2 separate regions of the Homo sapiens genome follow, and region 1 is linked to region 2. Evidence: chromatin loops called from intact Hi-C (ENCODE). Cell type or tissue: Calu3. All regions are shown on one strand. Each heading gives the region's core, and the rest is flanking DNA. Links, peaks and the distances in the headings are about the cores only.

Region 1 (5,391 bases), core at 106-5,105, 1.9 Mb after region 2:
AGTTATACTACAATTACTCTCTCAATTACTCTGATGATATGACCCGCACCTTATACTAATGACGTGCATTAGCAGTGTGAAATTGATCCTTGATCTATGACTCTCCAGGGTAATGCTAGGCATAGAGATATTATAAGTAAGTGTCAACCTTTTTTTTACTCCAGGGTTTCTTATTCTGGTTCTTATTCTTATACCCTTCCAAGCAAAACTGCCAATGATCAAAGGAATCAAGACAATGTGGATGTGTAATTATTAGATTTACTATCTACACAGCAGGCCTTCAAAGGTGGAGAAGTTCTCAGTGATGTCAGAGTTCAGGGTGTGGCCACAGTACTGGGTGGCAGGTGTGGACTGGCATCATACTGAGAAAAACCAAAAGCGGGTGAGGCCAAATGTAATCAGAAGTGCTCTGTACGTGGTCTAGTTTCATGTTGGAGGAAGGTCTGGAGAGGTCTTCGGGTTGGGTTTGTGCAGCAAAAGAAAACTTAATCAGTTTGCTATTCATAGTTGTTTCTAGATCATTTTTCCTCTCATTTTCCTAACCCCTGTCACTTTTTTTTTTTTTTTTTAAGACAAGAGTCTCATTCTATCACCCAGGCTGGAGTGCAGTGGTGATCATAGCTCACTGCAGCCCAGAACTTCTAGACTCAAGCAGTCCTCCTGCCTCAGCCTCCCAAGTAGCTAAGACTACAGGCATGTGCCACCATGCCTGGCTAATTTTTTAAATTTCTTATAGAGATGACGGTCTTGTTATGTTGTCCAGGCTGGTCTTGGCTCAAGTGATCCTCCTGTTTTGGCCTTCCAAAGCACTTGGATTATTGGTGTGAGCCACTGTGCCTGACCCCATCTCAGTTTTGACACATACCATCAGAGTCAACCACCCTTCACCTCTCCTTGTGGCAGTCTTCTCATAAAGATAGTTATCCTGTTACCTGTATCAGCTTTATAGTTGTGCTTTACAATTCTGTCAAATAAGCCATATTAGTTGATTTATAACTTACAAAGTTATACATTGATTTAAAATGTAAAAACATAGTATTAAGATATAAAAGGTAACCAGGTTCAGTGGCTCACATCTGTAATCCCGGCACTTTGGGAGACCGAGGCAGAAGGATCACTTAAGGACAGGAGTTTGAGACCTGCCGGGGCAACACAGTGAAACCCCATCTCTACAAAAAATAAAATAAAAATTACCCTTGTGTGCCTGCAGTCCCTGCTACTCTGGAGGCTGAGGCAGGAGGATCGCTTGAGCCCAGGAGTTTGAGGCTGCAGTGAGCTATGATTGTGCCACTGCATCCAGCCTGAATGTTACAGTGAAACCCCGTATCTTAAAAAAAATTAAAAAATAAAAGTGGTATTTCCTGTGGAGGGAGACTTTTGGTTACAGTTGGTGTACAACTTATGTATATAATAGTTATAAGTTCATACATAAGGAATTTAGGAACATGTCTTCAGATAACTCAGGTTCTGCCTGTATTTCTGTTATTTTCGTTGTCAGGCAAAATACTCTACCATACACTGAAACATAAAGGACACTTTCAGGAGGTTCAGATCTTCTTCCATAACTTCAGTGTTTCTTTTTTATTTTATGGAAAGTTTTCTCTCGTCAGGTTTCTATGTATGCGTTAGTGAACATTTCCAGTGTTTTGGAAGTTGAACACTAAACTCCTTACATGAAGTTTTACTGAATACAGAGATGTTTTGGCAGGTCCTAGTGACAAATGTGCACCTTCTGTGAGACAATTATCCATGGCACTTTAAAACCATGGGCAAGGGAGCAATTCTTTTCCCATAACTCCCTATTAGCAGCAGAAATTGTCTGGAAGATATCTCCCATAATTAACTTCAGGTCTTCCAATTTTTTTTTCAGTTCCCTGGAATATAAAAAGATTGAATTGTTGCTTGACTGATTAGATCTGTGCCTTGAAATGAAGCAGTTTAGTTTGGAATGCCTGGGAAGTAAAGCAGCAGCATTCTGTCCCTGAATGCTGTTGCAGGGATTAGTTCAATATGTAGCTTCAGGACTTTGTTACAAATCAGAAAGATCATTTAGCATGCTTAAAAAATTTTGTCTCCTGAAAAGTGTTATGCATTTTCTACTTTTTAAATAATTTCCACTAGCAATAATAATAATATCTAGCATGATAAGCCCTGTAATTGTTTTTATGTATTTTTTAATTTGATCACACATACACAAAAGTGGTAAATGGCATTTTTTAAAGAGACATAATGTGGCTGAAGTCACAGCAGAAGAGCTGTGCTTGTGGACTTTTTTTCTCTAATGGATATGGGACTTCTTTCCCCAACCTTTGAAATTTAGGTTAAAGTTGTTTGGAAAGGGTTAAGATGAAAAAGGCGTTGAAAGAGGAATTGGGAGGCCTGGCTCAGAGCCAAGCCTTTGTCAGCTGTGTAACTGACCATGGCATTTCCTCTTTCTCACCATTGAATACATTTGAGAAACTCCAGGTTAAACAGAGTTGGACAGACTTCTCACAGGGCTTCTCTGAACCTTTAGTATGTATGTGTGATGTGAGCTCCAAGGCTGGCTGTATTTGTCAGCTGTATTATTTGATCAGACACTTAGTTTTGAGGATGTAGATTTTCAGGTGGAAACACTTGGTGTATCATTAGCTTTCAGTTCCTCTCTAGATCTGAACCTGCCCTTCCTGAATGAATTTCAAAGAATCTGGAAATGGACGCGTACTTAGGGGAGCATAGATAAGTAGATAGGTATTCGTTTTTCTGACTATTCCCTAAAAGGTCTGTAACTCCAATAAAAGGTAAGAGCACTGTTGTATAGGAAGCCTGAAATGTCTGTACGAGTGCATTTTTAGACTCTGTAAAGAACTTGACTGGAGACCCAGTCTCTGAAACTTCAGTATCAGGTCCCGGTCGTATCACAAAGGATGGAAAAGTGCTTGAAGTTCTCCCACTCTAAAGTCTGGAGTTTAGCCAGATGAATAGGCAAGTGTTGTTTCCCCAGTTGCAAAGTATGAAGGAATCTAAGACCCGAGAAGTGACTAAGATGGTTCGATAGCCCTGGGTGTATTTCTGGCTTGCTTCTTTTGGGACCTTGGGTCAGTCTCTTACCTTTTGAGGGCGTTAGCATGTTTTTCTATGGAATAAAGGCTTAGGCTGAGAAAATGCTGAGTGATTCTAAGAATCTCACAGCTTTAATTTTGTATGATAGGACCCTAGACCACTACTAGACATGCTCCTTTTTCTCTGGTGTACTTGGTTGAGATCACGATACTTATCGAAAATGTTGACTAGGAGAACTGGTGTGAGATCTGACAGTGAAAGGCTCGATTGAGGTCCAGTGGGCCATTGCTCCAGGGCTCTGGTTATTTGACTTCTTGGATTTTCACTGGATATCTCCATGGTCTTCTCTGGTTGGAGCCTTCTCTGGTGGTTTCAGCAGAGCAATGGTTCCTCATAAAGCAGTTTGCATGAAAAGACCAGGAGGCAGCGGGGAGGAGTGGTACTGAAGAAGGCAGTCTGTTGCTAACTGATGGCAGTCTTTCCCACTGAGCCTCAGTACACTTGGGAATGCTTCACCCAGTGTTTTAGGAATTCATTAGCAGTGGAATCTTGGCATGTGAGGTGAAAGTTACTGCCTTCTGAGTGTAGTGGTTAGAGGTATGGTCTTTGGAGTTAAGTGGATTTGAACTTATGCTCTATCATTTTGAATTGTGTGATCTTAGTCAACCTCAGAATTGGATTCTAGCTGGATGTCCTTGAGAAAAATACTTAACTTTTCTGTGCCTTAGTTACCTGCTATATAAAATTGGGCTAATAGTTGTAACTACTACAGGGGATTGTTGTAAGTAAACATCAGATAATTTCTGTATTATGCTTAGAACAATGCCAGCCATGAATAGGCAGTCCACAGATGTTAAGCGCTGGTTGTGGTTATTGTTGTGGTGGTGTTTATCATCAGTATCACCTAGGGCACAAGCGAAGTCATTAAAATTATATTGGGGGAAAATCCTTTAAATGGCCCATAAATTGCAGGTTGAGCATCCCAAATCTGAAAATCCAAAATCTGAAATGCTCCAAAATTCAAAACTCTTCAAATACCAACATGGCACAAAAAGGAAATGCTCATTGGAGCATTTTGGATTTCAGATAAAGGATACTCAACCCTGTAGTCATTCTTGAGTGCATTCAAGTTGATAAACACTGAGTTAAGGGGAGGAGCAAAAGTAAAGTATATCTTTGAGCATTCTAATAGTTATTCTGCCTTTAAAAGAGAATTATATCAAATTTATCAATAATGGGGAATGAGTACAGAATTCTAAAGTATTAACTAATTTTCTGCATGGTATACTAAGTTATGTTTAATGATAACTCTTTATAACCTAAGATGATCTTTTTTTTTCTTGTTTGCCTGGGACTAAGGGCTTTGATTGGATGTAGGAATTTCAGTGCTAAAACCAGACAACTCAGGATGTGCCATCACCCTACTATAAGTTTAATACATTTGTCTGTTGAGACTATTGAAGGAGATATTAATGGGAGAGCACATAGTGCACTGCTTGGCACATAGTAACTGCTCCTTAAGTTGTGGTAGAATTGAGTCTAAATCTTTTGTAGCATTAAGTCTAAATCTACATATTTTGTAGAACTGAGTCTAAATCTAAATCTTGATTGAGCCGATTCATACACTGCTCTTTGATAAATTGTAGGGAAGAACTTGGCCAACTGCTTTGTTGTTCCTTTGAACAGCTTTTACTGTCAGGTTCTTGGGCATTGATTTCTTTCAGTTTCAATTTCCTAAACTGTAAAAGGAGAATAGTAATATGTATCTCACAGGGATATTGTAAGGATTCAATAATATGTGATTAGCACATTAAAAGTGAGTATCACAGTGGCTGGCTCCTACTAAGCTCTTAAGTGGTAACTATTAGAATATTAAAGTCCTTTAACATTTTATATAGATGCTATTTGGAATCAGTAGTCCCATCAGTGGGAAAAGTTGGAATGATAGCTCTTGACTGAGTGTTTGACTCCTTTAGCTCTGCTCAGTTTTTTCTTAGAAGCTTTCAGCTTTCTTATTCTAGAATGCCTGAGGAAGAACATTGTATACCTGCACAACTGAAAATGTGTGTTTACAAATTGTATTTTAGGTAATGAGGAGTACCTGATTAATCTGATAGACTCTCCAGGACACATGGACTTTTCCTCAGACGTATCAACCGCTGTTCGCATTTGTGATGGATGCATCATTGTGGTAGATGCTGTGGAAGGAGTCTGTCCACAGGTAATGGATTGTGGTGAGAAAATACTTAAATGGTTAAGGGTGAGGAAAGAGGGGGAACTGACTGACTTTAGGCATTTCACTGACAATCACAACATTGGTTTTATATTTCACATTTGGTAACGTTCCAG
Region 2 (5,391 bases), core at 252-5,251:
TTCAGGACCTACAGGCAGGTCCAAGGTCCACATATGGAAAGAAACAATAGGAGGCAACCACTGTGGACTGACTTCCCAGGCACTCTCCAACCTAACCTTAGAAGGGAGCCCTATTTGTTAGTAGTGATGCTCCCTGGGGCCTCAATAATACAGCTGAAGCTTTGCTCTCCATATTGGCGACTTGGGTCTATTCTTAGATGGTTAAAACCAGAGATAATGACTGAGCGATGAATACATGAAACCTGTGACATTTTCTTTCTTTTAAATTTGAATTATTTTTTCACCTGATATAGGACCAATTTTTGTATATCCTTCACTGACACTTAAATTCTGACTTTAATTATTCTATTCATATGGTTCATGTTCCTGTCTACTAACCTGTGAAAATCGCCCCCAAACCATGTGCCTACAGAGTTCTACTTATAGTTCTATTTTTGCCTCATGCACTTTGTTGTTATGATAATTGATAGTTAATCTCTTCACTAGTAAATGTGTCAATTATCTATATGAAAATGATCCTTATGCCATAATTCATTTACCATAAATCCTATTTTATTGTTAATATTGCCAAACCTCTCTTTTCATTCACATTTGGTTGACATAATCTGAGCTAAAGCTTTGGTATTTAGCCTCTGTCCATTATGCTTTAAGTTTATCTCTTTTATGTAGCAAACTTATGGATTTATTTTTTTAATAAAATTTCCTTTCTAAAAAATATCTCCTTAGTAGGGGATTTCATACATTTATTGGTATAATCATTTATTGGTACAACTGTTTTGATCAGTTAGATTTCTGGTGTGGTTTCTATTCTTCCAGGATTTTTTTTTAAATGTTGATTTGTGTTACCCAGACTGTATTATACATTATTTTATCTTTTATAATATGTCAGATAAATATCCTGCTCTTAATTCTGAAAGTGGTAAACTTAAAGATTTTTATAAATAAACACTCTAAAACCTCTATCAAAATCATAAATTATAGTAAGACATTTGCCCATTTGCTTAGGCTAGGCTCTTCTAGTCCACCATATTAAATATTCACACATGTGTACACATACGGGTACACAAATCTTTCAAAAATCTTGTTGCTTATCCTTTTCATTCTTTTTTATCCCGTAGTTACTACAAAATTTGCTTAACATCAACCCATTCGACATTACTGCTAGTGTTTTTATTTATTTTTGTCATTAGTTACAATTTTTAAACACTGACAATTTCTAGCACTTCCCCATTCTTGAATTCTATTTTAATTCATTTCCTCTACAGAGTAACTGCAAGCAAGATTCTAAGAGACCTGCAGAAAGATTTATATTCCAAGACTACTGATCTATTCATTGCCTATCTTCCTGAATGACAACTCAGTCAAGTATGAAATTACTGAGCCACACACACCCTTTTGCCCTCCAAGCTACCCAGTAGATTAATGTTAATTACAGAATTCTAATACTCAGTTACACAAAGACAAGTAAATCTATTACAAAGGGCTTTTCATTTCTCTTCTCTCCTGTCCCTCTTCTATAAGGTTGAGGACTCAGTTCTATGTATCTAAAACAAGAACTTAGATTCTTGATGCTACCCATCCAAGTCAATATGCTTCTGCTTTTCAGAGCAGACTCTCCCAGATTAACATCAATTAACAGGATAGATTTCGGGAGAAGACCTAGGTTCAGCCTCTAGTCACACTTCTTAATCCTTTCCCACTGCAGAGTTTATAGAACCATCTTGCAAATTCTGGAATGTGCTCATTTTCCACCTTTTGTGACACATGCAGCTGTCAACTTGGCCTATTCACTGACATTTTAGAGGAAAAGGGGAAGGAAAAAGTCTCTGGTGCTTTCATTTCCACCACTACTTTCCCATAAATTCACATATCAACTTGTTGAGAACAGACAGTAGCCAATCTCTAAATCTGACCTTGTCTAATACAGGGGAACATTCATTTATTGGCTGATAGTATCTAAAAATGTCAAAAGTAAGGGCTATGTAAATTACCCTTATTCTATCCATTCAACTTTCTCCCTATTCCCTGTCCTTCCACAATAAACTTCCCCCAATTTGTGTGATTTAGACTAAAATTAGCATAAAACATTGAATTACTTATGAAAATCAATGTAAGAAAGGGACAAGCCTCCCATCTTGTGGCTTATTAGCAGAATGCTCACAAATCAGGAAATCAACAAGTACGACCGTATTATATGACTGAATGAATCACTGTGAATGAATCTAAAGAAAGTCTTGAAATCATCTTAGCCCAATATTCTTGTTTTTTCAGATAAGTAAACTGAGGCCTAGAAAGGTGATAATGACAACCCATCAACCATATATGAAAAGTACAAATTCTCAGCAGGTTCACAATTTCTATTTTCATCATATATGCATTACTTCAATTTATTTAGCTCTAGTATCATCTTTCGGGCATCAAATGGACTAAGATATCTATAATTTATTACAAACAGAAAATTATGATATTATATTACACTGCCCTGCCCAAGACAAAATCTGGTCAAAGGGAAATTGGAGAACAAGTTCCTGTAAAAAGGAAAATACATTTTAAAAAACGGAGCCAGAGATTTGTTAGGCTACACCCAAGCCTTGCATTCTAGTCAGCTCCTGATCCTTTCTTTCTTTCCAATTCTAAGTCATACTGATATAAATTTCATGAAGAGACTCTGTTTTCTCCTAGTGCATCATTTCTAGTTCTATGATCCCTGCAAATTACATGCAATATCAAGCCCACAACTAAAGTTAACTACAGTTATGGTCCCACTACTATTTATCCAAACCACAGACATTTTTCTCAAAGTAATAATCTTTTAACTACATTTGGATTTTTTGATTCCACAAGTCAGAAACTGTTGCAGTTTAAAAAATGTGATCAATTACCTACTCCATTCTGAAATCCAATGTCACTGTTAACATGGCCTCAGCATGTGCAAATTCGGGAGAGGCAATAAGAAGAAATAAGGATCCTTATACCCCATAGGGAAGACACCAAGAGAAGAACCATGTCAAGAAAACACAGGCTTCAGACTCAGGCAGACTTTAATCTTAATATCAACTCTGCCTCTTAGCAGCTGAGTGATGCTGAACAAAAGTTACTTAATGTTCTTGAGACTTAGATAATAGATAGTAATATCTGTTTCAAAGGAGTGTTGTCAGAATTTGGTGAAATAATTTAAATAAAGTGAGTAACTCAATATTTAGCATATGTACATCCTCAATAAAGCTAGACTAACTTTTGCTACTGTTGGTATCAAAGTTGATATAAATATATTTGTTCATCTATGTACAAATAACTTTAAGAAGATAAACAAAAAACTGACATGAAATAAACTGAGCTAAGGAATAAGGTGGGATCCCTTTGTGGTATACATTTGAATTTACTCAAGAATAAAGTTAAAGTTAAAAATCAATTGTATATAAAATCTATAAAGAAATGCAAGACTGGCTCAATATTAAAAAACATCAATCAATGTAATATACCATATTAACAAGCTAAAGAAGAAAAATCATACAAATATATTAATTAATACAGAAAAGGTATGTGACAAAACTTGACACATTCATAATAATGACATTCAGAAAAATAAGAATATTAGGGGACTTCCTCAACTTGATAAAGGACATCTAAAAACAGCCTGCAGTCCTAACATTATTTCTAACGGTGAAAGGCTTAATGCTTTCCTCCTAAGACCAAGAACAAGGCAAGGATGCCCACTCCCATCAATGTCAGTCATATAGTGCTGGAAATTCTAGCCAGTGCAATCAGCAAAAGAGAAAACAGCATGCAGATAGAAAAGGAAAAAAATACAACAACCCCTATTTGCAGACATGATAGTCTCATAGCAAATTCCAAAATATCTACAAAGAACTGCAAGTGAGTTCAGCAAGGTGACAGTATACAAGATCAACATACAAAAATTAATTGTATTTCTATATACTAGATGAATGTGCTAACACCAAAATTAAAAATATCATTTATAATCATTCAGAAAAATGAAAAATTAAGTGTAAATCTAACTCAACATGTACAGCACTTGGATGCTGAAAACTACAAAATGCTCATAAAAGAATTTTTAAAAATTTTAAATAAAAGGAGAGGCATAGTGTTCATGGAATAGAAAAAATTCAACATAGCAAAGATGTCAAAATTCTCCCCAAATTAACAGGTTTACCAATCAATTTCCATCAAAATCCTAGCAAAATGTTTTTGCAGATATAGGTAAGATTACTATAAAATTTACATGGAAAGGCAAAGGCCTTGAACAGCAAAAGAAATTTTGAAAATTAAAAATAATGTGGACAGAAATAATCTACCTGATTTCAAGACTTATTATGCAGCTACACTAATCAAAATTATGTGGTACTGTTGGAAAGACAGACACATAGATTAAAGGAACAGAACAAAACACTCAGAAACAGACCCACACAAGTATGTCCAAGTGATTTTGACAAAGGCACAAAAGCAATTCTATGGAGAATAGATAACCTTTTCAACAAAGCGTTCTAGACTAAATGGAAATCCAAAGGCCCTCTCCTCCCACCAAAAGAAAACCTTAACCCAAGCCTCACACTTTATACAAAAATTAACTCAAAATGGGTCATGGATTAAATGTAAAAAGTAAAACCAAAACTTATAGAAAAAAATGAGAGACAATCTTTAGGATCTAGAGCTAGGCAAAGAGTTCTTCAACTTGACTCTAAAATCAAGATCCATAAAAAGAAAAAATGATAAACGAAACTTCAGCCAAATTAAAAACTTTGCGGACTTTGATGGCTGGGAGCAGTGGCTCATGCCTGTAATCCCAGCACTGTGGGAGGCCGAGGCGGATCACTTGAGGTCAGGAGTTTGAGACCAGCCTGGACAACATGGTGAAACCTGGTCTCTACTAAAAGAAACACAAAAATTAGCTGGCAGTGGTGGTGCACACCTGTAGTCCCAGCTACTCAGGAGGCTGAGGCAGGAGAATCGCTTGAACCTGGGAGGCGGAGGTTGCAGTGAGCCAAGATTGCGTCACTGCACTCCAGCCTGGGCAACAGGGCAAGACTCTGTCTCAAAAAACAAAACAAAACAAACAAAACAAAAAACAAAAAATAAACGTTGCTCATTTTGAAAGACACTGTTAGAGGATATGAAGTCAAACTACAGACTGGGAGAAAATATTTGCAAAGCACATATGAGACAAAGGACTACTGTTTAGAATAGAAAAAACTCTCAAAATTCAGGAGTACGAAGAAAACACATTAAGAAAATGGGAAAGGATGTGAAAAGACTTTTCACCCAAGAGGACCTACAGATGACAAATCAGCACATGAAAAGATGTTCAAGGTAAACCAGCTGTTAGGAAAACGCAAATTAAAACCACAATATCATATTAGTACACACCCAACA

What was found. Hi-C counts contacts between places; a loop is a spot of excess contacts. Peaks named below come from ENCODE experiments on the same cell type or tissue, not always from the same donor. Only the 100,000 strongest peaks of a DNase experiment are listed, where the experiment ranks them.
Region 1: a loop joins it to region 2, with 15 times the contacts of the local background. A loop is called at or near these places in 1 of 110 quality-filtered maps.

Annotation. Positions count from the first base shown.
Region 1 is chr15:84,096,902-84,102,292 of GRCh38, forward strand. It overlaps the pseudogene EFL1P1. Among named protein-coding and RNA genes, the nearest start is that of GOLGA6L4, 140 kb to the right of the region's middle. In Calu3, for the core only: no CTCF peak of the experiment used is centred there; a DNase peak (open chromatin) is centred at 2,410.
Region 2 is chr15:82,232,088-82,237,478 of GRCh38, forward strand. The region is part of intron 7 of EFL1 (elongation factor like GTPase 1); the gene reads right to left. Among named protein-coding and RNA genes, the nearest start is that of EFL1, 28 kb to the right of the region's middle. In Calu3, for the core only: no CTCF peak of the experiment used is centred there; no DNase peak of the experiment used is centred there.